Linked DNA regions of Homo sapiens: region 1 is linked to region 2. A link is a loop called in an ENCODE intact Hi-C map of the cell type or tissue named here. Cell type or tissue: CD4-positive, alpha-beta T cell. All regions are shown on one strand. Links, peaks and the distances in the headings refer to the core of each region. The heading gives the core; the rest is flanking DNA.

The links. Peaks named below come from ENCODE experiments on the same cell type or tissue, not always from the same donor. Only the 100,000 strongest peaks of a DNase experiment are listed, where the experiment ranks them.
Region 1: a loop joins it to region 2, with 3 times the contacts of the local background. A loop is called at or near these places in 19 of 110 quality-filtered maps.

Annotation. Positions count from the first base shown.
Region 1 is chr17:31,432,244-31,447,774 of GRCh38, reverse strand. RAB11FIP4 (RAB11 family interacting protein 4) reads right to left here. Exons shown (of 15, transcript NM_032932.6): 3 at 13,653-13,741. Among named protein-coding and RNA genes, the nearest start is that of RAB11FIP4, 48 kb to the right of the region's middle. RefSeq lists enhancers at 10,131-10,240, 11,676-12,176, 12,177-12,677, 13,339-14,068. In CD4-positive, alpha-beta T cell, for the core only: CTCF peaks have their summits at 10,115 and 10,317 (motif pointing left); a DNase peak (open chromatin) is centred at 10,314.
Region 2 is chr17:31,500,085-31,515,615 of GRCh38, reverse strand. All of the region lies in intron 3 of RAB11FIP4 (RAB11 family interacting protein 4), which reads right to left. Among named protein-coding and RNA genes, the nearest start is that of MIR4724, 27 kb to the left of the region's middle. RefSeq lists enhancers at 5,186-5,976, 6,258-6,737, 14,782-15,531. In CD4-positive, alpha-beta T cell, for the core only: a CTCF peak has its summit at 7,218; DNase peaks (open chromatin) are centred at 5,899, 6,715 and 7,205; H3K4me3 peaks cover 2,288 bases; H3K27ac peaks cover 4,861 bases.

The DNA.
Region 1 (15,531 bases), core at 5,384-13,383, 69 kb after region 2:
GAGGTGGGCAGATCACCTGAGGTCAGGAGTTCGAGACCAGCCTGGCCAACATGGTGAAACCCCGTCTCTATTAAAAATACAAAAATTTGCTGGGCATGGGGGTGCGCGTGTGTAATCCCAGCTACTTGGGAGGCTGACACAGGAGAATCGCTTGAACCCGGGAGGCGGAGGTTGCAGTGAGCCAAGATCGTACTATTGCACTCCAGCCTGGGCAATGAGTGAAACTCCATCTCAAAAAAATAAATAAATAAAATAAAGTAAAATAAAATTGATAAAAGTCTTTCTCATTATCTTTATTTTACTTTATTTTTTGAGATGAGATCTTGCTCTGTTGCCCAGGCTGGAGTGCTGTCGCACAAACGGCTCACTGTAGCCTCAATCTCCTGGGCTTAAGCAATCCTCCTGCCTCAGCCTCCCAAGTAGCTGGGACACACAGGTGCTTGCCACCAAGCCCAGCTAATTTTTGTCTTGTTTTGTTTTGTTTTGTTTGAGACGGAGTCTCACGCTCTGTGGCCCAGGTTGGAGTGCAGTGGCACAATCTCGGCTCATTGCAAGCTCCACCTCCCGGGTTCACGCCATTCTCCTGCCTCAGCCTCCCGAGTAGCTGGGACTACAGGCGCCCACCACCACGCCCGGCTAATTTTTTGTATTTTTAGTGGAGACGGGGTTTCACCGTGTTAGCCAGGATGGTCTCGATCTCCTGACCTCGTGATCCGCCCGCCTTGGCCTCCCAAAGTACTGGGATTACAGGCGAGAGCCACGGCACCCGCCTGTCTTTTTTGTATTAATAGATATGGGGGTCTCACTTTGCTGTCCAAGCTGGTCTTGAACTCCTAGCCTCAAGGGATCCTCCAGCCTGGGCCTCTCAAAGTGCTGGGATTACAGGCTTCTTTCTTATCTTCAAAATATGTTTATTATGTTCCATGTTTGTTTTAATGTTGGACAATGTTTTCTCCAATTCTTCCAGGCAATCTGCTGCTCCAGGAAGATGCCCCCTGGTGTCCCAGCAAGTGGCTGGTATCTCCCTCGGGCACAGGTACCCGGAGAAGCACCGTCCAGTGTATCTTAGGGGCTTGGATTTCTTCCCCACATTATCTCAGATAATCCCCCCAAAGACGTGGGGGGGGTCTTTTCTAGTTTTCTCTTGAGATTGCCCCTCTCAGGAGACAAATACACCTACTCCAATGTCCTAATCTCAGCCCAAAGAGGATGGAGATGTGGCCTGGTCATGTATAAGAGCCCACACCTCCTAACACTGTACCCAGTGTACAGTGTTCATCGCACAGACGTTACCCATCGCACAGACGTTCAATGGCCCATGGCGTGTTCCTGGAGCCAGAAAGTACCAAGGCCGGCTGCCTCCCCACAATTTGAGAGATGCCAAGGGTGGACGCTCGGCCGCACACACACAATTAGGCATTTATTTTTCCCCAAATGCCAGAAGGGACAGAAGCTGCAAGGGGTGTTTAGATCATGTTTCAGCTGGGAAAACTGAGGCCCACTGAGTGGGTGCCAACAATATGCATTTTAAATGTGTTTTAGACTTGAAAAATAAACACAGTAGAACTCCCCTCCTGGCCCCCTCCTCGCCACACCATTTTATTTTTAATTTAAATTTAAGTTGCAGTACCCCAAAGGACCAGAAAATCAATAAAGGCAAATCTAAATTGAGGGGCATTCTTCGAAGCAAGTGGCCTGAAGTTTTTAAAAAGGTCAATGTCATTAGGAGTAAAAAAAAAGAAAAAAATAGAAAGAAAGAAAAGAAAAAAAAAGCCAAGGAACTCTTCTAGATTAAAGGAAACTAAAGAAACATGGCAACTAAACTACTGTGTGATCCTGTATTAGATTTGAGATAAAAATAAAAGCTATAAAAATATTATTGGGATGGCTGGGTGCGGTGGCTCACACCTGTAATCCCAGCACTTTGGGAGGCCGAGGTGGGTGGATCACGAGGTCAGGAGTTCAAGACCAGCCTGGCCAACATGGTAAAACCCAGTCTCTACTAAAAATACAAAAAAAAAATTAGCCGGGAGTGGTGGCATGCACCTGTAATCCCAGCTACTCGGGAGGCTGAGGCAGGAGAATCGTTTGAACCCAGGAGGCGGAGGTTGCGGTGAGCGGAGATCACGCCATTGCACTCCAGCCTGGGTGACAGAGCAAGACTCCGTGTCAAAAAAAAAAAAAAAAAAAAAAAAATATATATATATATATATATATATATATATATATATATATATATATAAAATTGGGAAAATTTGAATGTAGATTTTACAATAGGTAACAAATTGTGCCAATGTTAAGTTTCCTGCAAGTCATAACTATATTGTGGTCACATAGGAGAGTGTCCTTCTTAGGAATGGCCAAGTATTTAAGGATGAAGTGTCATGTCCGCAACTAACTTTCAAATGGTCCAGAAAAAAAGTAGTATGTATGCACATGCACCCCACCAACAAACACAGGGGCAGAGAAACTCAGTTTAGCAGCATGTTAACAGCTGTCATCCAAGCAAAGGATATATGTGGATTCATTGTTCTGCTCTTTTCTGAAGGTTGAAAATTTTCAAAATAAAAAGTTGGAGACCAAGTCAACTCTCTAGGTCTTTGTTTAGTAAAAGTGATCTACTCTTTATTCTTGCACCATCTGCAGCAGGAGCTTGGGCCCTCAGAGGTTTATAAACTGGATGGTGAGTTTAGAATCTCCACTGATATCCCAGTTCAGCCTCTGACACATGAAGCACCATAGGCCCTGCTAACCCAGAGTCCCCACTGGTTTCGACCGTGCTTTCTCGGAGAACATCTGCCCTCATGTGATTGTGTTTGTGTGTTTCCCACAGTTACTGTTTCAAAAATGCACTGCACTAGACTCATTAATGAGGGAAGCAGCAGGTAGGGATAACTCATCCAAAGGAGAAGGGGAGGGATCAAAGTCTATGTAATCAGGGAAAGAAAGGATGCTGAAATGAGACTGGAAAGGTATATACGAAGGTGGTTAATGTCCTACAGGTTCATAAAACCCAAATTTTTCCCTCCTGCTCAGCTTTAAAAAGACGGGATGTAAGGAGCCTCTCCAAGGTTTTGTCAAGCTCTAACTTGGTGAGTAGGTTCTAAAGATACATGTGGACTTGGGCGTCAGGGTTGGGTTAGGCAGGAGGTGGCCCGTGGGAAGTAGCACTTGCTGGCCAGCTCAGCTTAGCGTCTCTAGGGTAGGGATGGTCAGGGGTAGGAGGTAGAAGACACACGGTCCAGGGCAGACCAGGCTGAGGCAACGAACAAAAGGGGCTTCCATATCTGCACTGCTTCCATCCCCGCCACCTTTGGCTTAATCAGAGTTGAGTTATTTCCCAAAGACACAAATCGAGGATCTTACAGAAGCTCTGAGGCTTGGGATAAGTAGATTTTTTTTTCTCTTTAGAAGGGTGGGGGGGGTGTTGAAACATAGAAAAATATATTGGGGCCAGATATAAGTAGAAAGGCTGCTTCCCTGGGCTCTGAAACTCCCTCCTGCCACCACACCAGTGGGAGCATGGCACCCCACCCACACCTCCACCAGCACAGTGAATCACAGTGCTGTTTGTCAGGAAAAGTATTTTTAGAACTTATAAGTGCCATTGTCATGAGTGGTTTTAGAAATGCTTGTTTCAGGATGGATGAAATGAAGCGAGGGTGGGCTTAGATGTTCAGGCTGTAGGCCTCCTCCCCAGCAAGTTCTAGAGAGAGGCACAGGTTATCATCATTTTAAAAACTTCCAGGAAGACAAGGGTTTGGCAAAGCCCCTTCTGAATATGAGCAAAAGAGCCAATTTGGGCTCAGGCTCAGGTCTGGGTTCCCAGCAAACCCCATTTCTTTTCTTCTTTTCTTTTTTAGATAGGGTCTTGCTCTGTTGCCCAGCCTGGAGTGCAGTGGCACAATCTCTGCTGGCTGCAACCTCTGCCTTCTGGGTTCAAGTGATTCTTGTGCCTCAGCCTCCCAAGTAGCTGGGATTACAGGCATGCCCCATCATGCCAGGCTAATTTTTTTCTTTTTTTTTCAGTAAAGATGGGGTTTCGCCATGTTGGCCAAGCTGGTCTTGAACTCCTGGCCTCAAGTGATCTGCCCACCTCGGCCTCTCAAAGTGCTGGGATTCCAGGCCTGAGCCACTGCACCGGGCAAACCTCACTTCCTTTGCCATCAGGGGACTGCGTGCGTAAGCATAGCCTAGCAAGAAGCTGCTGGTTCCAGCCAGGTGAGGGAGGGCAAGAGGAACTGACAGGAAAAAGGCAAACTGGATCCCTACCTCACTCTAGACATCAGTCAATTCTACGAATTAAAAATCAAATACACAAAAATAAAACAGAACAGTTTCACAATCTTGGGCGGGAAAGCATTTATAAGCATTACACCAAAGGCTGAAGCCATAAAGGAAAAGAATGATGAATTGGCTATAAAAATTTTTAAATTTGGTATCATGAACAAAGTTAAAAATAAATAACAAGCTGGAAAAAATTTAATGTATGTCAAAAAGTTATATTTCTGGTTCTTAAAAAATACTCAATAGAAGTAAACATAGCCAGGGTGGAGAATGTCGACAGGCAATTCATGAAGAACGCCCTCTTAGTGACCAAAAAATGTACTTTAAGAAGTTAAACTGTATTATAATTCAAAAGAGGGGTTCTAATTTTAGCCTCTCAAATTTAAAGGATCTGAAAACTCAGCAACACCAGTATCAAAAGGGTAGCAGGAATCTGACGCAATCCTGATGGGATTCCTGCAGAGGAATTTGGCAGATTAGTATTAGGCAGTTTTAATATTTTGCATCCTTTTCTTTTTTTTTTTTTTTGAGACAGAGTCTCACTCTGTTGCCCAGGCTGGAGTGCAATGGCACGATCTCAGCTCACTGCAACCTCCGCCTCTTGGGTTCAAGGGATTCTCCTGCCTCAGCCTCCCGAGAGGCTGGGATTACAGGCATGCGCTATCACGCCTGGCTAATTTTTGTATTTTTAGTAGAGACGGGGTTTCACCACGTTGGTCAGGCTGGTCTCAAACTCCTGACCTCAGGTGATCCACCTGCCTCCACTTCCCAAAGTGCTGGGATTACAGGCATGAGCCACCGCGCCCAGCCTTTGCATCCTTTTCATAAAACAGTTTCCACTTGCCTGAATTTACCGTCTGGGTTGGCAAATTTTTTCTGTAAAGGGCAGACAGTAAATATTCTAAGCTTTGCAGTCCATTTGGCCTCTGTGGCAGCTTTTCAGCTCTGCCACTGTAGTGTGAAAACAGCCACAGATAAGATGTGAACAAATGGGTGTGGCTGTGTTCCAGTAAAACTTTATTTACAATAACAAGCTCCTAGATTTGGCTCGTGGGGTCTGTAATTTGCCAACCTCTGATTTACTTTAAAGCAACGATTGCTGCTGTGGGGAAATACTTAGCTATAAGAATGATTATTACACTGCTTTTGTTCATTCCCCAAATTACGTTAAAAATATATATATACACCTGGCTGGGCATGGTGGCTCACGCCTGTAATCCCAGCACTTTGGGAGGCCGAGGCAGGTGGATCACGAGGTCAGGAGATCGAGACCATCCTGGCTAACAGAGTGAAACCCTGTCTCTACTAAAAATACAAAAAAATTAGCCAGGCGTGGTGGCGGGCACCTGTAGTCCCAGCTACTTGGGAGGCTGAGGCAGGAGAATGGCGTGAACCCAGGAGGCGGAGCTTGCGGTGAGCCGAGATTGCACCACTGCACTCCAGCCTGGGCGACAGAGTGAGACTCCGTCTCAAAAAAAAAAAAAGTGTATATACGCCCAACAATAAGAAACTGGTATATAAATTTGGTTGTCTTCATGTGATGAAATATCATGTTGCCATTTAAAATTTAAAATGGCAGCATGGCTACCTTGTTATATAGAATTAAGCATGATAGAAAATAGCATATAAATAAACTATTAAATATAAAGAGAGTTTAATGGGCCAGGCATGGTGGCTCACACCTCTAATCCTAGCACCTTGGGAAGCCAAAGCAGGCAGATCACCTGAGGTCAGGAGTTCGAGGCCAGCCTGGCCAACATAGTGAAACCCCGTCTCTACTAAAAATACAAAAATTAGCCAGGCATGGTCGTGGGCGCCTGTAATCTCAGCTACTCGAGAGGCTGAGGCAGGAGAATTGCTTGAACCCGGGAGGCAGAGATTGCAGTGAGCCGAGATCACACTGCTGCACTCCAGCCTGGGCAATAAGAGCAAGACCCTGTTTCAATAAATAAATAAATAAATAAATAAAATAAGGAGAGTTTAATAGGGTTATCATGACAAGATTAACACCAAAAATGAAAACCTATCCTATACATCAGTTGTAACCAGTTATAAAATATCATAGCAAAAAGATCCTACACATATCAGCACAAAAACTCCAAATATAGTCACCCTAAGAAGAAAGTGTGCATAACCTATTTAAGAAAATTATAAAACTTTCCGGCCAGATGCGGTGGCTCACACCTGTAATCCCAGCACTTTGGGAGGCCGAAGCAGGAGGATCACCTGAGGTCAGGAGTTTGAGACCAGCCTGGCCAACGTAGTAGAACCCCATCTCTACTGAAAATACAAAAAATTAGCCGGGCATGGTGGTGGGCACCTGTAGTCCCACCTACTAGGGAGGCTGAGGCAGGGGAATCGCTTGGACCTGGGAGGCAGAGGTTGCAGTGAGCAGAGATCCAGCCACTGCACTCCAGCCTGGGCAATAACAGCAAAACTCCATCTCAAAAAACCCAAAAAACCAAAAAAGAAAAACAACAGAAAACTTTCCTAGAGGGCATAAAAGGCCAGAATAAATGAAAAGATATATGCATTCCTGGATGACAGAATGCAATATTGTAAAGAAGCCAATTTCCTTCAATTAATGCACAAATTTAATTTCAAATATGATCTCCTACAGGATTTGCAATAGAGCTTGACAAAAAGGCTGTTCCAGAAAAGAAAATATGTAAGAATAACAAAAAAACAGTTTTTTTTATTTGTTTTTGTGTGTGTGTGTATGACAGAGTCTCACTTTGTCGCCAAGGCTTAAGCGCAATGGCGTGATCTCAGCTCACTGCAACCTCCGCCTCCCGGGTTCAAGTGATTCTCCTGCCTCAGCCTCCCAAGTAGCTGGGATTACAGACATGTGCCACCATGCCTGGTTAATTTTTGTATTTTTAGTAGAGATGGGGTTTCACCATGTTGGTCAGGCTGGTCTTGAACTCCTGACCTCGGGTGATCCACCTGCCTTGGCCTCCCAAAGTGCTGGGATTACAGGCATGAGCCACCGCACCTGGCCTTAAAGGTTAAAGAAACAAAGAAGGATGAGAGAGCCTTTCCCTATCAGATATCAAACTATAAACAAGAGTAACTGAAACTATGGTTTTGGCTTAAAAGTAGGTAGACAAACAGATCAATATAACAGACCAGAGTCCAGAAAGAGACCTACGTATATAAGGTAAGTTAGCATACAATAAAGATAAAATTTCAAATCAATTGAGAAAGAGGGACTATTCAACATTAGGAACTCAAAGTACTGGCCATATTGAGGAAGTAAGAGTGCCAGATCTCTACTCCCACCAAAAGCAAAAATAAGCTCCAGGTGGATAAAAGAGCTAAGCATAAATACTTCTTTTTCTCAAAAGTATCTGAAAACTATATATAGGAGAATATGTTTATAGCCTGGAGGTACAGAAGGCACAAAATGATACACAAAATGCAAATGGCATAAAAAGGTTGATAAATGATGACATCAGAATTAACATTCTGTGTAATAAAACACTCCTAAAACAAGATTAAAACACAAGCAAAATCCATAAAGATTGATAATCAGGATATATAGAGATTTCAACCTGTTGCTGTGGCTCACACCTGTAATCTCAGCACTTTGGGAGGCCGAGGTGGGCAGATCACCTGAGCACAGGAGTTCAAGACCAGCCTGAGCAACATGCAAAACCCTGTCTCTACCAAAAACAAAACAAACAAACAAACAAACAAAAAAACAAAAATTAGCTGGATGTGGTGGCGTGTGCCTGTGGTACCAGCTAATTGCGGGGCCGAGGCAGGTGGATCGCTTGAGCCCGGGAGGCAGAGGTTGCAGTGAGCTGAGATTGAGCCACTGCACTCCAGCCTGGGCAGTAGAGCGAGACTGCCTCAAAAAACAAACAAGCAAAAAACAGAATATACAGAGATTTCTTATAAATCAATAAGGAAAAGACAAACAACCATATCGAAAATGGGCAAAGAATATGAATAGCTAATTCGTAAAAGCAGAAATCCAGAGGGTATGGGAAGATAAGAAAAAGATGGTCCGCCTCCCTAGGAAGCTGGGCAGCACAGAGGACGGCAGCAATGGGCTTTCCTCCCCTCAGGCTGCTAGGCCGGAGACCAGCAGGTGGATGGATGGCTTCCGGGGTTGGCGAAGGCCATGGGGAAAGGGGCAATCTCATATAGTGCTTGGGTGATACAAATGGTACAGGCTTTGTGGAAGAAAATTTCATCCGTATCTGTTAAAAAACAAAATCTACATACCCTTTGACACAGCAATTCTGCTTCCAGATACCTAGTTCTAGAAATACTTAGAGACACACCCAAGGAGCATGGATAACGATGCTTGCTGTGGGTGCTGTCCTGGGGGTGAAAAGGAGGAGCTCAGCCTGAGCCCTGAAGCCACTGGGTGGACATGGGGCTGGCTGTCATGAAGGGTGAGGTTCAGGCAGTGGTAGAGGGTGAAGGGCCCCCAGGAAGCTCAGTGCAGGTCCTTCTCCTTTGGGCTGGGGCAGAAGGAGTCAGGGAGGCTTCCTGGAGGAGGCGGTACCTAAGTAAAAATTTTTTTTTTAAGAGAAGCAGTCTCACTATATTGTCCAGGCTGGTCTCAAACTCCTGGGCTCAAGTAATCCTCCCACCTCAGCCTCCCAAAGTGCTGGGATTACAGGCATGAGCCACCACTCCCGGCAAGTAAGTCTTAAAAAGGTGAGTAGACGTTAGCTCCTGACAAGGAAGCGGGAGGGAGGACATCCTAGGAGAAAGATAACACTCAGAGGCAAGAGAGAACATGGCTTTCTCAGGAAACGGGGAGCGGTTTGGTATCGCCAGTTTTAGGTGTGAGATGCACCATGGTGAGAGATGAGGCTAGAGTAGTGGGTAGGAGCTGATGTTGGTTTTCATCCCTTGGTAAGGACGGGTCCCAGGAGCGGGATGGGGGTGTGGAGAGAGGAAGGCTGAGGACAGGAGGACGCCCGGTCAGTGGGTGGCAGTGGCTGTGATGGAAGGGGGAGGCAGGGGTGAGTGGGGAACAGAGGACTCAAGGCAGCTGCATGAGGAGGCGCTGAGGATGACTCTCTGGGTTGGAGGCTACTGACACCATTTGCTGGCGTGGTGGCTACACAGGAGGGGCAGGTGGCTGGATGCCCTCTCCATTTCATCCACCATAGGGTGGATGAACAGGGCCCAGGGCCTTACAGCACTTGTAGGATTAGGGTTCACATTACTGCCTGCTGAGGGGTGACCACGGGCCCCTAGCAACTATCCCATTGCCTTTAGCACCCGAGTGTCGGGCTCTCCACGTGTCTCCATGCCCCCTCCCCACGGGGGCCCCTATAGCATATGGACTGGGGGCTGATGGGCAGCCTGAGCAGGACAGTCTCAGAGGGACTCCCAGGGCGATTCCAGGGACCCCATGCATGGACCCAGGGAACCTGGGGAGTCCTTCAGGACACACCTAACATTCCCTTTGACCAGAAGCAAATTTCCCTGGGTCAGGAAACTCTCTCAACAGCCTGCTCAACAGTTGGGGTTCCCAAGCCTCAAAGTTTCCCTCTGCCAGGGTCTCGCAGGGCTCTGGGGACGCAGGTGGAGCCACATCCAGTAAGGTCAGGAACTGGTGCATCCAGGCATCAACTGCCCGGGATAGACTTGCACTGGCCTGAGGTCTGGACAGCAACCCCAGGGGCCCCTGCTTGATGCCCAACGCTAGAGGCTTCTCGGGGCCTGGGAGGGGGTCAAGAAGGGCAGGGTGCTCTCAGGGGCCAGGTGGCAGCTGCTGGCCCACCAGCCAGCACTCAAGCATTCACTGCTTTAATTACGAGCCACATCCAGTGGTTAAGTCAGAGGTCTCCGTCCACACCCTGAGGGGAGGGGGCTGTGCCCGAAAAACAAGCTTCACCTCCCAACATACACGCATGGCACAGGGATGGAGCGCCTGCCATCCCATCTGTGTGTCATCCCCACACCTCCTCAAATCATGCCTCAGGTTTGCGTTCCCTGGGGGCATCTGGGAAGCCTACGTAGTGATCCAGGCACCCGCTTCTTCTCAGTCTCAGACTGACCCCTAGGGGACAGCTAAGACACAGCAGGGCGCAGAGAGCCGGGCCTGAGAAATTCGGACCTGCCCAGTCCAGCCCACTCTGACACCTCATCTGCAGAGCTGTGGTCTTGACCTTGCTATTACAGGAGCCTAAGCCAGGAAGAGGACTCATTCACAATCCAGAAGCCGTCTGCCCCGTCAGGCTGGTCTTCGGATTGTGCCCCCTTCCTCTCCCTGCCAACACGCAGAAGCCCATGGTAGGGAATGGAGTCCAGGTCAACCAAGCAGCCCCAGCGAGCATAATGAACAAGGCTGCCACTGTGTCCACAGCTACCGCCATCTCACTAGGCTCTGGCCAACCAAGCCGGGGCCAGACCTCCATGGAGGGCAGAAAGGAGTTCACCCACGAGAAGCTTAAAATCCAAAGCATTGGGAGGCCGAGGCGGGTGGATCATGAGGTCAGGAGATCGAGACCATCCTGGCTAACATGGTGAAACCCCATCTCTACTAAAAATACAAAAAAAAATTAGCTGGGCATGGTGGCGGGCACCTGTAGTCCCAGCTACTCAGGAGGCTGAGGCAGGAGAATGGCATGAACCCGGGAGGCGGAGCTTGCAGTGAACCGAGATTGCACCACTGCACTCCAGCCTGGGCGATAGAGCAAGATGCCGTCTCAAAAAACAAAAAAAACAAAAAAAACAAAAAACAAAAAAAAACAAAAAAAAAACAAAAAACAAAACCCAAAGCAACAAAAACCTATAGGATTGCAAAGTCCCATGAAGAAACAAGGAGAAGCACCAGGCTTGCTGAGATAGGCTGACGCGGTCTTTCTTTCTGCTTTCCCATAACCTCTAGACTTTGGAGGAAAGCAATATCGGTTTACAAAAAAGAGTACCTTGGTGGAGGCCCACTCTTCTGCACCCCCTGCTCATCTTTTCTCCATGTGCCACCTTTTCCAGAGGTGTGAATGGCAGAATGTGGGGGCCACAAAAGCAGCCAAAGACTACAGGGAACACGTCACCCCTACCCCAACTCCCACCCCCTCTCCCCAGGCCTCGGCTCCACTCTGCCCTCCAGTTCCTGGGGCAGGGCTTTACTTTAACATAATTTTGCAACACCAGTATCCGAGGGTAAACTGAAAAATGCAAATGGTAACTTCAGCACCATTTTCTTACAGCAGCAGGCGGCGAGGAATTAGCACGTATTAGGGGTCTGTCTTCCCACTGAACTTTCACAACAGACCCTCCAGATTGGCACAGCAAGCCTTGTTTTACAGTTGAGGACACTGACGCTCAGCGGGGTTGAGAAGAACGTGCTCAGGTTCCATGGCCTGTCCTGGGTGGCCCACGTGGGTATGGACCCAGTCCTGCACACCTCTGCACGCTGCCTCCTGCTCAGCAATCCAGGAAGGGCCCCCCCAGCAAAGTTCCTGGGGCACTCAGTATTTGTCCCACAGTGGAGGTCCTCTTTCCTAATCCTGGTTCCATTAGCTGGCCCCAAATACATATTCAACCCCTGCTTGCTGGACCCATCAAGACAGGCCTGGAGCCATCACTGCTGGCATGGGCATGGGCCTGGGGCCCAGCTATCTCCACGCATCCCTGAGGGCTCTTGCTTTGAGCACAGCAGCCTGAGGCCTAGCCACCTGACTCCCAGCCTGGGGGCCCTGGCCCACAGTTGGTGCCTGGCTTTGGTCTCTGCCACCATGGACTTGGCAGCCCTCAGCACTGTGTCCCTCTCTGTGGACTGTCCCTCCTCCAGTCCTGCCCAGGGAACCTAACCCTGACCCCACGACCCAGCTGGATTCCAAGAGGCCTACCATCAGCCAAAGTGGCCTCTGGGGTCCTGGATCTCCTTCAGCTATAAACATACTCATGTTTTGGGGTCCAGAGGAGGCACCCATCAGAACTGGGGAAAAGGTTTGGGGGTTGGGCTGGGTAAGAAATCAAAATCATCCTCTTCTAGTTCTGGGTGTTGCCACCAGGAGGGACCTCGCTGGTTGTCAGCTTGTGCACCTTCAACTGTTTCTCTGTAGGATGAAGCTGCACTGCTTGGAAAACTAGTTCAAAGTTTCATAAGAAACACACCATTAGGCAATGATAACAGAAAAACAGAGCCTTGGGGACTGTGGTCTTTGTCCCGCTTCCTGATACAGAGCTTCAGGATGGGGTTGGTCACCAGAAAGACCAAGCATACAATAAGGTGGGAACTTTCTCACCTTCCCACCTACCCCCAACCTCCAGGCAGAGGAGAGGGGCTGGAGACTGGGTTGTAAAAACTGTTTAATTTTTGGAGATGAGTCTGGCCCTGTCACCCAGGCTGGCTGGAGTGCAGTAGCACAATCACAGCTCACTGAAGTCTCAAACTACTGGGCTCAAGTGCTCCTCCCACCTCAGTCTCCCCAGTAGCTGAGATTACAGGTGTGCACCACCACATCCAGCTAATTTTAAGTTTTTATGTAGAGACGGGGTCTCATCATCTTGCCCAGGCTGCTCTCAAACTCCTGGGCTCAAGCTGTCCTCCTGCCTCAGCATCCCAAAGTGCTGGGATTACAAGCATCAGCCATCACGCCAGGCCTACAAATTCTTGAACAATGAGATGCAGAGAGCCCGGGTGCTGGTAGCACGGTGATGTGCTGGGAGGCAGCGCCCCTAAGCGAAGGTGCGGAAGCTCTGCATCCCTGCTCCCCATACCCTGTCTTGTACATCTCTTCCGTGTGGCTAATCCTGAGTTGTATCCTTTGTAATACACTGATCATCGTAAGTACAACCATTTCCTGAGTGTTTCCAGTGAATTACCCAGCCCGAGGGAGGTGGTCCTGGGAACCCTGTGTTTGCAGTTATCCAGGAAGAACTGCAGCTGGCGTGGGAGGTGGGGCAGTCTCATGGAGTTGACCTTGACTCATGGAGTCTGTGCTAATGCTGGGTAGTTAGTGGCAGGTGGAACTGATTGCTGGACACCAGTTAGTGTCAGAGAATTGGAGAATTCGTTGTTGTTTGAAAACAAACAAACAGGAAGCGTTCAGCTCAGAGAGCGATGGTGCAGAAGAAAAGGAAACAATTCTAGTCCTGCCTCCCCTCCACTTGCCACTTTCCCTGTCTGGAACTCAGTCTCTCCTCCGTGCCACAGATGGGAAATAAAGTTGCTGGGTGAGGACCCCCAGCTGTTACACATTCTGCTGGGGCTTCCCAAGGGGACTCAGGGCTCCTGTTCCAAAAACTATTTCTTGACTCTGATGCTCAAGAAGGGTCCTCAGAGGGAGGTTCTGGGTCCTCCCAGATACTGAAAATGGAGCAAAGGCAAGACCAAGAAGGAGGAGGCAGAGCCATGGAGGTCCTTGAGGCCCCCCAAGCCTTACCTGCTCCACGCAGTCTGGGATCTCTGGCGCGCACGGCAGCGTCCCCGCGCTCTCCACCGACAGCACATCCTTCAGCAGCTCCTCGCACCCTGCGCAGACAGGCAGACACACGGGACAGTGAGGGGTTGAGCCTCAGCCTGGGACGGCTGCTCTGCTTCTGACTAATGGGCATAGGGTGGGAAGGGCTGAGGTGGGGGCCCGAGGCTCCAGGAGGCCAGCTGAGCACTGGAAGGCAGGGATGGAGCCCAGGCGGTGGGGAACTCAGCTCAAGGCACTGTGGAGGGAGCTGCAAGAGGCCCTTGTCCTCTGGGACTAATTCCCACACACAGAGGGCAGGCTGGGGCAACAGGAAGGAAGGAGGCCTTCCTGGGGGAGGGGACCTAAGGCAGTGCTGCCCACCTGGCTTGCAGGGACTCCAAACGACTGTGCCAGCCTCTGGAGAAAGCAAACACACCCATTCCTCCGAGGCTGGGCGCCCCCCGTGTCCTGCAGACCCTGGGACGTCCAGGACAGGGCTGCCCGCAGGACAGCTGCAGTTCCTGCTGACTCTGTACACGGCTGGCCTCGCTCCTGAGATCCCAACCAAACGCCCCAAGGTTGTACTGAACTGGGAGGGGGACCTGACAAAATGCCTGGCACAGGCACATGGCAGGTGCAGCCTGCAGTGGCCCATTGTCAAATCCACGCAGAAAACCTTCCCTGGGCACCTTCTGTGTTCTGTGCCCCCTGCACCGTGTATTTGGTTCCCTTCATCCCTCACCCTGCATCGTTCCACCCTCCCAGGACTCATAGGCACCCCACAGAAAAGGGCTAAACTTGATCTGAGCCGCAGACAGGAAACCATGGCTTCCTTCACAGATAAGCAGACACCCTGGGACTCCAGAAGTGACTGCATTCTCTCTGCAGCTAGTGGGGAGGCCTTAGCAAGTCCACCTGGCTGGTGACCTATGCCACTGTCTCAGATTTTTTTCTTTCTTGAGACAGGTTCTTACTCTGTTACCCAGGCTGGAGTGCAGTGGCGTGACCTCAGCTCACTGCAGCCTCAACTTCCTGGGCTCAGGTGATCCTCCCACCTTAGCCTCCCAGGTAGCTGGGACCACAGGCACACACCAGAATGCCCGGCTAATTTTTTGTATTTTTTGTAGAGATGAGGTTTCGCCATGTTGGCCAGGCTGGTCTCAAACTCCTGGACTCAAGTGATCCACCTGAGATCAAGCAATCCGCCTGCCTCGGCCTCCCAAAAAGTGCTGAGACTATAGGTGTGAGCCACCGTGCCTGGCCCTCACTGTCTCAGATAAACAGCTTAGTAGTAAGTGAGTGGCCATATTCTGATTCCTGCAAGTTTCTCACAACTGGCCTTTGAATTTTTGGGACAAGACAGAGGGATTTATATTGTCCCCTTAAAACTGGAAGCAGGGGCAAGGAAGAAAGGCAGGAATTAGGAAGAATTAAGAGGAAGAGAGGGCAGGGCATGGAGGCTGATGCCTGTAATCCCAGAACTTTGGGAGACTGAGATGGGAGGGTCACTTGATCTCAGGAGTTCAAGACCAGGCTGGACAACGTGACAAAACTCCATCTCTACTTAAAATACAAAAATTAGCCAGGCATGGTGGTGTACCTCCTGTAGTCTCAGCTACTCAGGAGGCTGAGGCAGGAGGATTGCTTGAGCCGAGGAGGTTGAAGCTGCAGGGAGCCATGATAGTGGCACTGCACTCCAGTAGCCTGGGCGACAAAGCCAGACCCTGTCTCAAAAAAAAAAAAAAAAAGAGGAGGCGGGAGCAGGGAGGACACAAAAGCAGCAGCTCAGAGGGAGGCGGGCAGTCATGTGACCAGCGCTTTGTCCAGGTTTGCCCAGGACTGCCCTGGTCTTAAAAGTGGA
Region 2 (15,531 bases), core at 3,808-11,807:
GCCTCCTGGAGTCTCAGACAGCTGAAGAAGCTGCTCAGCGACAGGCCTGGATGTGCCTGCCCAGACATGTGCAGCCGTCTGCTGCTACCAGTGAGCTGGCAGCCCTCCTGGGGGTCCGTCCCCACCAGGAGACCCCTGGGCTAAAAATAGATGGCAATATTATCATGAGCCTGGTTCCTGCCTGTGCTGTGATAGGCTGAGCACCAGATGGACCAATAACACGTACACCAGCGAGCCGGGCACGCCAACAGCAGAGACTGTGGAGACTGAGGTTGTGTAATGAGAATCCCCCCAGGGTTCCCAGGGCCCCTTCCACCCACATGTCATTAATCTGGTCACATGGCTCCCAACCTATCACATCTTGTGCCCTAAGCAAGCTCTTCATCCCCAAGCCTGAAGCTGCATCCCAGTAGAAACAAAAGGAAACCAGCATCACTGAGCAGCCATTAGGTTCCAGAGACCGAGCTGGGCATTCACATATTATCCCACCTGTGCTTCATGACAGCTCTTCAGGGCAGTGATCATTATCCCCATTTTACTGATGGGGAAACAGAGGCTCAAAGAGTAGCGCATCAGAAGTCCTCCAGCCAGAGGGCAGGGCAGGGCAGGGCAGGGCCCCCCACCCCGCCTGCCTTTGCATCCACACACTTGATTCCATTTATCCTTGACACCTCCCACACTTTGTGGATTTTCAAACCTCATGGTGACAACAAGGAGAGCACATTTTATAGGGACATGTGACTAATTATGACTCCTTAGCATGCCGCCTAACGCAGCAACTTCCACGTCCATCCACTTAACGCCCTCACAGGACACTGCAGGTTAGTGCGGGGACACCTAAGAGAAACAAGGCAGGAGGGAGACCAGAAGAGACCTGGGGCTCTCAGAGGACAATGCGCCTGGTCTGTTCTTTCACCTGGCCAGGAAGAACTGCAAACTTTTCACCTTCCTGGCCACACGGGTAGCGAGAGTTCCCCCTTGCTGGGAATGCCCGCCCTGTGGCTCATGTGAGAGCTCAGCAACTTGGCAATGGTGTTTCTTCTGGACTTCACCGCAGCCCGATGAGCTGAGCCTCTTTTCCCCTTTCTGTAGGTGAAGGGTCTTGCCTGGGGCCATGTGGGAGTTTACAGCCGGGTCCGGACATGATTCTGTTTCCCCAACACCCACCTTCCCCCTACAGCCACATCCTGGGGAGGCTATGGCCCACCAGCTCCCAGAGGCAGGCAGAGGGCCCAGTGCAGATCAGCGTCCTTGCTCCTCAGGTGTCTGACGTGGCCTCTGGCCACTGACACGAGGACACAGAGGCCGAGTGTGTGCCGGGCACTGCCCCACTAACACCTGGCTCATGACATGCAGGTGGAACCACCGGGCCCTCTCACCCAACATCTACAGCAGCGTCCTGATACTCCCAGCAGCTGGCCCAAGCCCCTGACCGGGTGGAGAGAGCAGCCTCAAATGGCTTGGCTCAGGCACAGGCAGGGCAGAAGCAGGGGCACCAGGTTCCCACCCTCCAAAGAAGACCACCACCTCCTCGGGCAGGCTTTCAGCCTTGGACTAAGCAGAGTCCACATCTGCCCAGCCCTTCAGCAAGCTCCTCGCCTGTCTCACACACCCCATCCCTCACAACAGCCCCGTGCGAGCTGCCTGGGGTAGACAGGGCAGAGATCTGGGATTCATCAGCTCCGTCTGACACCTGGGGAAGATGAGGCTCAGAGTGGGAGAGTGGCTGCCCTGGAACCTTGCAGTTCACAGAGGGCCTGCAGGGACCTGACACCCGGCTGACACACCAAGTCCTCACCTGCCTGGCCACACATGCGCACACACTCTCTCCAGCTTTTTCTCTTAAAAATGGCTATTCCCAACATTAATACTTTTTCATTCAACCCACAGTTGTTTGTCCAAGGCAATCGGAAATTTTAATTATAACTTTAAAACCATTTCTAGTAGTTTGCCCCCTAAATTCAAATATAATAAAGACAGTTTACTGCACGCCTTGGTTAGCCCAGGACAGTACTGGTTTATGCCTGTCCCAAGATCCCCTTGGTTTGGTATTTGCCATGGTCACCCTTGCTCCTCCCTGAGGGCCAAAGTCCCCAGCCCCAGCTCTTGTTTCCCCGGCCCTCTGGGGAAGGGTCTGGTGGAAGCCCTTGCTCCTTCTCCCGCCGGCCTGGAGGGGAGATGCTGGAAGGTGCCAGAACGCAGCCTCTTCTCTCTCCTTGAGCCACCATTCATGGGCTGGGAGAACTCGGAGTCAAGCATACTAGGACTCTTCTTGGCCAATTTCCCTTTTGTATGTTTTTTAGATAAAGTTGCAGAGGAAAAGGAAGAACTTGGCCATAATAAAAACATTGCCCTCATAAGGTTTCCAGATGGCCTGGGGGTCACAGACTTCTGGAGGCGGTGGGTTCCTCTCCGGCCAGGCTGCCTGCAGGTAAGAATCACGCGGAGCCCCCTGTTGAGCATACTTCCAAGTAGACTGGGGGTCATGGGAGAGGATACCATCACCCCACCTCACCGCACTATGCTCGTCAGGATGCCCAGAGAGCTGCCCGCTCACCCCAGCTGCACGGTCTACATCCTCACCACAGAGGCGCCCACCCAAGCCTGGCTCTGGAGGGCTGGCAGGAGTGGTGGGGCAGGGACAGGGCCTCCCCAGAGCTCATGTTTCTAGGTGGCCGGGGTCAGCAAGTAAGGTCTGTGCCCAGGGCAGCTTCCAAGACTGCCTCTCAGAGCCCCGGTTTCCTGCCCATTCCCGCCTGCTGTGTGAAAAAGGAGTCCACACACGGCCGTCCAGTCACCACCCAGGGACCCTACACATGTCCAGGCCTGGAGCTTGGCCTGGTGTTCCCAGGGTTTGCACAGAAAGGCTGTGTCTGCTCTTTTGGGGGCCTTTGGGGAAGGGACAGTGTGGTATCCTCAGGAGGCAGCACCGGGCATCGTCTCTGGCACAGTCTGACTTGCCAGGGCTCTGTCCCTCAAGACCCAGAGCCAGCCCTGAGCTCACAGCTCCCTGTACCCTGGGACACAGGGCCAGCCACCATAGGCCCACAGGCTTGGCTGGTACATGGCCACACCACCCCAGGCTTTCTTCCACCTGCCAGCGGACCCCGGGGTGAAGGGAGAGAGCGGATGCAGCAGCGTGTTCCTCCAGAAGCCCCAGGAGGCCCCTGGGGGTGGGCTTGGGTGAGGGCTCAGCTCTGGGGCCTAGCAGTCTGGGTTTCCGGCCCTGCTGGCCCAGCCACTTACAAGCCATGTGACCTTGGACAAGTGACCACCTTTGTGAGCACCTGGCTCCTCACCTACAGAATGGGGCCAGTCAACTCCACCTCAGTGGCAGCTCTAGGGGGCCACACGTGACAATTTACACCGGAGAGTCGGTCACGGTAGGAGCCGTAAATTCTGACCTGGCCTCACGAGGGGCTACAGGCAACAGAGGGTGAGCTATTCCTACAGCCATGGGTCCCCGGCTGGTCAGCCAGCAATGTCCTGGACAGACGAGCAGCCAGGAGGGACGCCCACCCTCCTCAGAGAAGCCAAGCTGAGGAATTACCTGAGGCCAGGGCATTCTGGAGAGAGCTGGAGAACAGGATCCAGCCAGCCACTCTGGCAGGGCAGGTCTGCATCCCCTGCACCCCTACCTCGCTGTCCCACTGTCCCACCCTGTCCCCAGCAGGGAGTGGGAACCTAGAGGCACACAGCCTGCCGTGGGGCCCTCTCCAGTCTTGAGAGCCGTGTTCGCCTGCCAGCAGGCCCCAAGTCACCCCTTCTTTTGTAGGAAGTTGGCAAGGGATGAATTCAGGGCTGCTGAAAAGGCCAAGTATCAATACACGTGGGGGCCGTCCCAGCCTCAGAGTGGCCAACAATGCCACACTGTCCACACTCTCAGAGCGGATGCAGCATCTGGTCCTCTCCCTCCCCACCTCCCCCATGGGGAGCCACCTCACAGGCACACGCCAGCACCCTGCGTTTCCCTGAGCTGACACACAGAGTACATGGACCCCAAGTGACCACATGTCCACCTTCCCTGTGAGAGCAAGGACCCTAAGTGGGTAGCTATGGGGATTTACATGTCAGAACCCCAGTGGTTAGCACTGTAGAGAGCACATGGCAGGTGGTGGAACCATACTGTACTGCAGTATGATGAGCTGGGAACAGCACAGCCACAGGACCCTGAGACCTGGGTGCCGACTCTGGTGTGGTCACTGCCTGACTGTCTGATGCTGGATCAGCTGTTTAATTTCTGGGCCTGATGTAAACACGGGGAGGGAACCACCTGCCTGGCAGGCTGCCACAGGGAACTAGGACAATGCCTTGTGTCATGAGGGCGCGGAACACACGGCAAAAGGAGGCGCGGGGTGGCGTTAAGGACAAGCTCTGGAGTAGACGGCCAGGCCAGAGCCCTGCTCCACCATTCACCATTCATGAGCTCTGCAGCTTCAGGGTTACTGAACTGCTCAGTGCCTTAGTTTCCCCATCTATAAAATGGAGTTAACTGTGATTAGGATTAAATGAGCTGCTACACATCCTAAGCACTTTATGGTCTTAGCACACACAGAAAGTGCTCAGAAAACAAAACAAAACAAAACAAAAACACAAAAACAACAACAAAAACAAAAAAACCCTTGGAATGCAGTGGCGCAATCACAGCTCACTGCAGCTTCAAACTCCCAGGACTCAAGTGATCCTCCCAGCTCAGCCTCCCAAGCAGCTAGGACTACAGGTACACACCACCACACCCCAAAACTGAACTACTATTGTCGTCATTGTGTTGAAGGAAAACAATCCAGGGTACCTCCTGGCCTCCTGGCTCCCATCCAGCCCCTGGGACCTCTCCCTCTACCCACCGTGGCTCACTGGGCTGCAGCTCGGCTGGGTTTTTTTGGCTGCAGGAAGCCAGACCTGCAGGTTCCAGAGCCTGCCCTCCAAACATCAGTGCCTCTTTCTCCCCACCAGGGTCCTCTCCTGCCCACTCTTATGGAAGGTCGCCCTGCACACGAGTCACACCCTTTAGTAAGCATTAAGATGAGATGCTGCCTGGGGAAGGGAGTCCAAGAAGCTCCGAGGTTCCAGCTCATCCACCCCCAGCCCTGGCAACGGCCTCATTCCCCAGGCACTAACTCAGAGCCAAAGAACAGCTCTGTGGGGACAAGGCAGGGTAAAAATAGCTTGGGCGGGCACATGCCCACTTCCCTTGCAGCAAGGCACCAGCAGGCACACGTGCAGCGCTGCCGCTGGGAAGGTGTGCATGTGTGCGGTGGGGGTGGACACACACTAAGCCTAGTGTAGGGGAGTCCAGCGGTTGCCAGGGCTAGGCCTGTGATGAATCTCTCACCCCACTCCCAGCCAACCAACAGCTCTGGAACGAGATGGGCCAGGTCAAGGTCTCACGGGGTCCTTCCTATGGGCAGCAGGAAATTCAGCTTACTGAGCTAACTCATAGGTGCCAATGTCCCCAGGTCCACAGGGAAGGGATGTGATTGCTAGGGCTGGGGTCTTCCACACCCCACTGTGGCTTGGCTGCTCTCATCATGAAAAGGTGGTGGCCGCAGAGACTGGTACGCAATCTTGGCTGTAACGGACTCCTGCTGCAGCTGCCAACCCTGGCTCTGGGTCAGGCCTTGCTCTGCAGATGCAAGGCTGGGTACTTATCAGTTGCTGATAAGAGGTTTTGGTTCAACAGAGAGTTGCCCAGGCACCAGCCAAGGCAAGGGTGGGATAAAGGGGGTTCAAGCATCCACCCAGAGGCAGTGCCTCGGCCTTGCCTTCTGAACAACAAGCAACCTCAGCTCAGACATGAGGCCTCGGCTCACCCCAACAGAGCCAGGGGTAAGCATGGGAGCACCAGGTCGCCAGGTCACGAGGGATCATCCCACACCTCAGCCAGCCCCGGGGACTGACCACATACTGTGAGATCAAAGCTCTGCAGCCCAGAGCTTCCCGCTCTGATCAGGAAGAAATGCTGCACTGCTACGTTCCATCCCCAGAGTGGCTCAGAGGCCCCGGGGTGTCAGGGAGGGACCCAGTGCCCCATTCCTCCAGCTAAACTCCCTCCCAGGGGATGGCAGCCAAGGCAGGGCAGCTTCCAGACTCTCTTCTCCCAGCCGGGGGCCCCGGATCCACCTCCTGAAACTCACCCCAGAAAGGGTGTGGCCAGGAGCTCAAGACCACCCCTCAGCAGGGCCCACTGCTCCCGCCCTGCAGCTTCTAGGAGTGGATCTTGTGTAGACACCTGGTTGCTGCGCTCCACTTCCATCCTAAGGTGGGCCTGCAGACCCCAGGAGCGGGGGCAACCGGGACAACTGGGGTTCCCCAGGTGCTCATTCATTTCACATGAGAAGCAAGCAGGCTTCTTGCATCACCCCCAGAGGGAGGTAATAAATCACCCTATTTTACAGATTTTTTGTAGAGACAGGGTTTCACCACGTTTCCTGTGCTGGTTTCAAACTCCTGGGCTTGAAGATGTGGAGACTGAGGCTCTTGGGCAGATTTGGTTCAGTTCTGGATCTGGCACACACTGGCTGTGGAACCTCAGGTTGGTGCTGAACAGAAAAGAAAGCGAAAGCCATGCTTGTGTTTCTCCAGAACTCATGACATTTACATAAAGCAAAGGCGGTCACTCAACAAGTTCTGCTGCTGCACAAACATCACCGAGGAAGGGCTGCTGAAGCCCACACTGCCTTTCTTTCAGTGTTTTCATCACAACTCTTGAGCTGTCTCTCTCTCCGATCTCACAACCTCACCCCAACACACACACTGCTGATAAGGCAGCGTCAGAGGAGCCCACAGAGAGGAAGCGGGGTGTGTGCTGAGGCTCCCAGAAAGACTCAGAAATGAGAGATGTCAGATAACCTCCTGGGAGCTCAACTAAGAGAGATGCACACATTTCCTGAGGCTGACAGAGGGACTGAAGTACTAAGGGATCTAAAGACAGAGCCTGTCCTCAGGGAGGGGCTAAGCGAGTGGTCTCCTGGGAAGCACCAAGAGGGAGGGTCTGAGGCCGACCCGGGCCGCGTGCACCCAGGCACTGGCCAGAGGTGTCAGGTCTGGCTGGCCAGCACATCCAGCCTGCCCCAAAGGCGGTGGGGCCTGGCTCAACATTCCACACCTGTCCAGCCCTTGGCCCCTGTGTCCAAGTTCACGTAGCACCCACTCCCAGAAGCCTGCTGACAGACAGGAGAGAAGGGCTGCCCAAGCTCATGTGAGTGCATTTCTCACCACAAGGGGATCCACTGGCTCTGCAGGTCCATTTAGGGACAATCAGTGAGCATGAGTGGACTCAAGTTGTGGGGTGTGGGAAAAGCCAGTAAGATCTGGTTTTCAAGCCCATTAGGATGCAGACCAGACCCTGGACCATGGTGTGATCCCACTGGAAACATCCCGAACAGCTGAGCCATCCACTGTGGGGAGACGCTCTCACTCCTCTCTCCCCACTGTGCCACTTCCGTTCCAATAACAAGTGAGCATGTCAAAGGTTGGGAGTTAAAAACGGGCCGGGCACAGTGGCTCACACCTGTAATCCCAGCACTTTGGGAGGCTGAAGTGGCTGGATCACTTGAGCCCAGGAGTTTGAAACTAGCATAGGAAACATGGTGAAACCCTATCTCTACAAAAAATACAAAAAGTTAGCCAGGTGTGGTGGCGCATGCCTGTTGTCCCAACTACTTGAGAGGCTGAGGATAGAGAATCACCTGAGCCCAGGAAGTCGAGGCTGTGATGGTGCCACTGCACTCCAGCCTGGGCAACGGGAGTGAGACCCTGTCTAAAAATAAATTAGTTAAAATAAAATAAAATAAAATAAAACAAAACATATTACTAAAAATCTAAGCCAGGCATGGCAGTGCATGGCTGTATCCCCAACTATTTGGGAGGCTGAGGCAGGAGGACTGCTTGAACCTAGGAGTTCAAGGCCTACCTGGGCAACATGGTGAGACCCTATATCTTAAAATAATAGTAATAATAATAATAGATGAGAGAAATGAAGGAATAAAAAAATGCTTGAATCATCCAAAAGGACAGATGACTGATAGCCAGAATACATAAGGAACTCAAACAACTCAATAGCAAAAAAACAAATAATTCAATTTAAAAATGGGCAAAAGATCTGAATAGGTGTTTCTCCAAAGACAACACACAAATGGCCAAGAGGTATATGAAAAAATGTTCAACATCACTAATCATCAGGGAAACACAAATCAAAACCACAATGAGATACCACCTCACCCTAATAAGAATGGCTATCATCAAAGAGACAGAAAATAACAAATGCTGGCAAGGATGTGGAGAAAAGGGAACTCTTATACACTGTTAATGGGACTGTAACCTTTTTTTTCTTTTTTTGAGATGGAGTCTCACCCTGTCGCCCAGGCTGGAGTGCAATAGCACGATCTTGGCTCACTGCAACCTCCACCTCCCGGAATCAAGCGATTCTCCTGCCTCAGCCTCCCGAGTAGCTGGGATTACAGGCACATGCCACCACGCCTGGCTAATTTTTTGTATCTTTAGTAGAGAAAGGGTTTCACCATATTGGCCAGACTGGTCTCAAACTCCTGACCTCATGATCCGCCCACCTCGGCCTCCCACAGTGCTGGGATTACAGCTGTGAGCCACTGTGCCCGGTTGGGACTGTAAGTATTAATAGAACAATCATTATGGACAACGGTATGGAGGTTCCTCAAAGAATTTAAAACTATCATATGATCCAACAATTCATCTACTAGGTATACAAACAAAAGAAAAGAAATCAGTATGTCAAAGAGAGATCTGCATTCCCACATTTATTGAAGCACAATTCACAATAGCCAAAATATGGAGTCAACTAAGTATCCATTAACAGATGAATGCATTTTTAAAATGGGGTGTATATATACACAATGGAATAGTATTCAGCCATAAAAAAGAATAAAATCCTGTCATTTGTGACATGGATGAACCTACAGAACATTGTGTTAAGTGAAATAAGCCAAGTAGAGAAGGACAAACAGCATGATCTCACTCCTATGTAGAATCTAAAGAAGTTATCCCATAGAAGTAGAAAGTAGAATGGTGGTTACCAGAGGCTGGAGAGGGTAGGAGAAGGGAGGACGGGGAAAGGTTGGTCAACAGGCACGAAGCTATAGTCAGATGGGAGGACTAAGTCCTGGTGTTCTATTGCACAGTAAGGTTACTACAATTAACAACAATGTGTATTTAAAAATAGCTAGAAGATAGCATTTTGAATGTTCTCACCACAAAGAAATGACAAGTGTTTGAAGTGATGGTTTTGCTAATGACCCTGATTTGATCATTCCACAATACACATGTGTATCAAAACATCAGACTGTACTCTCTAAATATGTACAATTGTATGTCAATTAAAAACTTAAAGATTATGTAGGATTAAAACTCTACCACATCAGTAATACTTTTAAAGAAAACTGAGTAAATAATCCTATTAAAAGATCAATATTGTCAGAGTAAATTAAAAACAACTACATACCACTTACAAGAAACACAATTGAAATTTAACAAGATGTAACACTTTTATATCTATGCATCTAACAGTCTCAAAACATAAAGCAAAACTTAACAGAATGGGAAGTGGGAGCTGTTAATTCACCTCTCTCAGAAACTGATGGAACATGCTGAACGTGGCTCACACCTGTAATGCCAGCACTTTGGGAGGCCAAGGCAGGTGGCCAGGAGCTCCAGGCCAGCCTGGGAAACATAATGAGACTCCATCTCTACAAAAAAAAAAAAAAAGTAAAAAAGAATAGCCAGGTGGTGCATGCCTGTAATCTCAGCTACTCGGGAGGCTGAGGCCAAAGGATTGCTTGAGGCCACGAGTTCGAGGATACAGTGAGCTATGATTGCACCTGGGTGACAGAGCTCAAGATTCTGTCTTTAATAATAGTAATAATAATATTATTAATATATTATATATAATTATTATATATTATAATAATTATGTATTATATAATTATTATATATTATATATAATTATTATTATATAATTATATATTATATATAATTATTATTATATAATATATAATTATTATTATATATTATTATATATTATAATTATTATTATATATAATATATAATAATTATATATAATATATAATTATTATATATAATATAATAATTATATATTATATATTATAATTATTATTATATGTTATAATAATTATTATATATTATATAATAATTATATATTAATATATAATAATTATTATATATTATTATTATTACTGATGGAATAAGCAAACAAGAGAATTAGAGAGGACACAGAAGACCAGAACAACACAAACTCCAGACTGATACATACAGAACACTACACTCAACAACTGCAGAATAACACCAGTAGATTAAAGGCTAATGAAAAACTAGATACTTGCACAATACCGAAGAATCACCCTACAGATTGCTGCAAAACACCAAAGCACCCCACATACCTCTACCAGGGAGAACACAGACTACTGTCCCTTTAATGCAGAGATCAAATTTAGCATCACTAATTGGAAAGAACCAGGCGCTGGCCTCCCAACGCGATGCCTAAGAGGTACACAGCATCACCTATAGTGTGGGCTTAACTAAGTATTTAACTCAATTCAAATCAAGCCTTAGGATCTAACTTCTACCAAACGGAAAAATGGGATAGAAGTTACACATCACCACAGGGAAGATGCATTTCTAAAGGTTGAGGCAGGCTGGAAGAAAACGCATTTCTAACAAGTTCTCGGGTGATGCGGATGCCACTTGTCCCAGGACCACACTTTGCAAACCACTGTTCTAGATTAACTGAGAGACATAGAAACCGAATATTATCCTTGATTAGATCCCAGATCAAACAAACAAACCACCACCAGCTGTAAAAGACCTTTTGAGGATAAACAAGGAGGATGGAATCTGGAGTAGATATTGGGTGATATTAGGGAATTATGCTTAATTTTGTCAGGTGTGTTAATGGCATATAGTTGTGAAGGAAAATGTCCTTAGTTTTGATAATATTTAGTCTAATTTCTTTTCAAATGGCTCATTTGAAAAGAAACTTGGTTCATTTGAAAGTTACAGGACAGGCACGGTGGCTCACGCCTGTAATCCCAGCACTTTGGGAGACCGAGGCGAGCGCTTATCATGAGGTCAGGAGTTCAAGACCATCCTGGCCAACATGGCGAAACCCTGTCTCTACCAAAAATACAAAAAAATTAGCCGGGCGTGGTGGCGGGCACCTGTAATCCCAGCACTTTGAGAGGCCGAGGCAAGCGGATCATGAGGTCAGGAGTTCAAGACCATCCTGGCTAACACAGTGAAACCCCATCTCTACTAAAAATACAAAAAAATTAGCCGGGCGTGGTGGTGGGTGCCTGTAGTTCCAGCTACTCGGGAGGCTGTGGCAGGGGAATGGCGTGAACCCAGGAGGCAGAGCTTGCAGTGAGCCGAGGTCGCGCCACTGCACTCCAGCCTGGGTGACAGAGCGAGACAATGTCTCAAAAAAAAAAAAAAAAGAAGTAGTAGTAAACATTATATGGAAACATGAAAAAATAGCCTGCCCCAAATTTGCTGAACTAGTGAAGGAAAAGTGTTATTGCCTGTCTTTTGGATAAAAGGTATTTTAACTAGGATGGGATGATATCTCATTATAGTTTTCATTTGCATTTCTCTGATGATCAATGATGTTGAGCACCTTTCATATGCCTGTTTTCCATTTATATAAATTACATATAACAGAAATGTCTATTCGGATCTTTTGCTGATTTTTTGATCGGTTTATTCGCTTTTTCCTGACAGGTCTGGCTCTACTTAAAAGAATATGAAAAAGTGAAGCCATCCTGAAAGAATACTATCCTAGCGGGTAGAGTCCACAGAAACTGGAGCCCGAACAGACCAACATGAGCTTCAAGGATGAAATGAGAACAGAACGACGAGCAGTCTTGGTTTCAAATGATCAGATCAAGCGGCAATGGATGGCTGAGGTCATAAGAATGATCCGGCCTCTAAAAGACCATTCACAGTCATAACAGTCCTAGAAATGTTTCCAAATAGAGCAGGTGGTCAAGAGCCATCCCCAGGGGGTCCCTCACCCATGGGCCTTTGCCTGAAAGCAGAACTGCCTCCCCTCTACTCTGCCAGGCTTTGCCCACCCTCCTCTTCCTCTTCCCCCTTCCCTTGAAGGAGGTTCCCAAGACCCTTTTCTGCTATGGGCTGAATCCTGTTCCCTCTAAAATTCATATATTGAAGTCCTAATCCCTAGTACTTCAGAATGTGACTGTATTTGTAGATAGTCTTTAAAGAGGTAATTCAGGCCGGGCTGAACTGCAGGCTCACACCTACAATCCCAGCACTTTGGGAGGTCGAGGTGGGTGGATCACTTGAGGTCAGGAGTTCGAGACTAGCCTGGCCAACATGTTGAAATCCAGTCTCTACTAAAAATACAAAAATTAGCCAGGCGTGGTGGCACATGCCTGTAGTCCCAGCTACTCGGGAGGCTGAGGCAGGAGAATCACTTGAACCTGGGAGGTGGAGGTTGCAGTGAGCCGAGATAGTGCCACTGCACTCCAGCCTGGGCAACAGAGCAAGACTCTGTCTTAAAACAAACAACAAAATAATAATAATAATAATAAAGAGGTAATTCATTTAAATTGAAGTCCTAATGGGTGGGCCCTAACGCAATGTGACTGGTGTCCTTATAAGAGGAGATTAGGACACACGCAAAGGAAAGACCATGTGACGACACAGGGAGAAGATGGCTGTCTGCAAGCCAAGGAGAGAGGACTCAGAAGAAACCAAGCCTGCTGACACCTTGATGCTAGACTTCAGCCTCCAGAATTGTGATAAAACACACTTTGGTTGTTTACGCCACGCAGTCTGTGGTCCTTTGCTATGACAGCCGTAGCAGACCAATAGACCAATATACCAATATCCCTTCTCCTCCCCTAGGAAGGCTTCATGGAAACCCCAACCCAAGCTCAGTCTGGATTTTTCGCCCACCTTCTCACCCTGATAACAAAAGAGAACTTTTTAAAGGTCAATTCAATTCAACCTTTATTTTTTTATTTTTTGAGATACAGTCTTGCTCTGTCACCCAGGCTGGAGTACAGTGGCACAATCTCAGCTCACTGCAACCTCTGTCTCTTGGGTTCAAGCAATTCTCCTGCCTCAGCCTCCCAAGTAGCTGGGATTACAGGTGCCCACCAGCACGCCCAGCTAATTTTTGTATTTTTAGTAGAGATGGGGTTTCACCATATTGGCCAGGCTGGTCTTGAACTCCTGACCTCAAGTGATCTACCTACCTCAGCTTCCCAAAGTGCTAGGATTACAGGTGTGAGCCACCTCGCCCAGCCAATTCAACCTTTAAAGAGAACTACAGATGGTCCTCAACTTACAATGGTTTGACTTACAATTTTTTTTTTTTTTGAGACAAGGTATCGCTCTGTCAACCAGGCCAGAGTGCGATGGCACCATCTCAGCTCACTGCAACACCCCCCTCCTGGGTTCAAGTGATTCTCCTGCCTCAGCCTCCCAAATAGCTGGGATTACAGGTGCCCACCACCACGCCTGGCTAATTTTTGTATTTTCAGTACAGATGGGGTTTTGGCATGTTGTCCAGGCTAGTCTCAAACTCCTGGCCTCAAGTGATGCAGCCAGCCACCTTGGCCTCCCAACGTGCTGGGATTACAGGCCACCGTGAGCCACTATGCCCGGGCTCACTTTGATTTTTCAACTGTATGATGGTGCAAAGTGATCCACAGTCAGTAGAAGTCATACTTCAAGTACCCATAAGAGCATTGTCTTTCACTTTCAGCATAGTACTTAATAAATTGCGTGGGATGGGCTGGGTGCGGTGGATTACACCCAGCACTTTGGGAGGCCGAGGCGGGCGGATCACGAGGTCAGGAGATTGAGACCATGGTGAAACCCCATCTCTACTAAAAATACAAAAAATTAGCTGGGCGTGGTGGCGGGCGCCTGTAGTCCCAGCTACTTGGGAGGCTGAGGCAGGAGAATGGCGTGAACCCGGAAGGCGGAGCTTGCAGTGAGCCGAGATCGCGCCACTGCACTCCATCCTGGGCAACAGAGCCAGACTCCATCTCAAAGAAAAACCAAACCAAACCAAATCAAACAAAACAACAACAACAAAAAATAAATTGCGTGGGACATAAAACACTTTATTGTAAAACAAGCTCTGTGTTAGATGATTTTGCCCAACTGTAGGCTAAAGTAAGTGTTTGGGCACATTTAAGGTAGCCTAGGCTAAGCTATGGTGTTTGGTAGGTGAGATGTATTAAACGCATTTTTTTCTTTTTTTTTTTTTAACTTATGATACTTCCAATATACAATGGGTTTATCAGGACGTAACCCCATCAAGGAGCATCTGTAACTGGATTTCCAGAACCTACTCAAGAGACTCAGGGATTTATTTTTGGTCTGTCCTAAAAAAAAAAAAAAGTTGTATTCTCTTATTCTCTTTCACGATTAGTTTGAAATACTGCTACTTCTTAAGAGATGATATTTTGTTGAAATCAAAGCTTGGTGAATCTATGATTATCAGGATGGCATTCTATAAACACTATATGCCAATCTAAGTAAGTTATTTCCATTTTCTTTTTTTTTTTTTTGAGATGGAGTCTCACTCTGTCACCAGGCTGGAGTGCAGTGGCACGATCTCGGCTCATTGCAACCTCTGCCTCCCGAGTTCAAGCGACTCTCCTGCCTCAGCCTCCTGAGTAGCTGGGACTACAGGCGCGTGCCATCACACCCAGCTAATTTTTGTATTTTTAGTAGAGACGGGGTTTCACCATGTTGGCCAGGATGGTCTCGATCTCTTGACCTCGTGATCTGCCCGCCTCAGCCTCCCAAAGTGCTGGGATTACAGGCATGAGCCACCATGCCCAGCCACTTCCATTTTCTTGTGCATTCTCTCAGTAGTATAAGTATTCTATTTCAATTTCAGAGAAGCATATGCACAGTTCAGAGACGTTAGAATTGCAAAGGCAATTTTTGTTTGCCCAAAACTGTATTTAGTATAGTTATAAGACAAATGTAAAAGGTATTTTACCTACACAGCGATTGCTTTACAAGAGAATAAATCAGCAGTTAGCCCTGGAGCCACAGGCCCTCACACAAGGAGCCTTTTATCCTGGGTCAGGCTGCCTCTGTGACCAGCAGCGCTCAGTAACTGAACAAGATATTACCAGTTTCTCCGTGCCAGACAGTATTTCTGGCTACCTGACATCTGGAGCATTTTCCTCCCTCTGTTGTGGTCAGTGTGGGAAGGAGGGCCGCTACTGCCCCCGGGACACGTGGGCACCCTGCTCAGAGGGACGCCAGCTGGCCTGTGACATGGCCCAAACCCGAGCCCCACCCCCGCCACTCCACAGCGGTCTAGAGCTGGTTTGTAACCAAGGTGCAGCTGAATTTAGCTCAGTGAATCATCTCCAAGGAAAACCCACAGAGAAAGTGAACTCACCTTTTAACCAAGTCCTGGATGGGGTGTGACTGTCCCAAGAATGCCCTGGGTCCCAGATCTGAGTGCCCCAGTAAGCCCATTTCCTA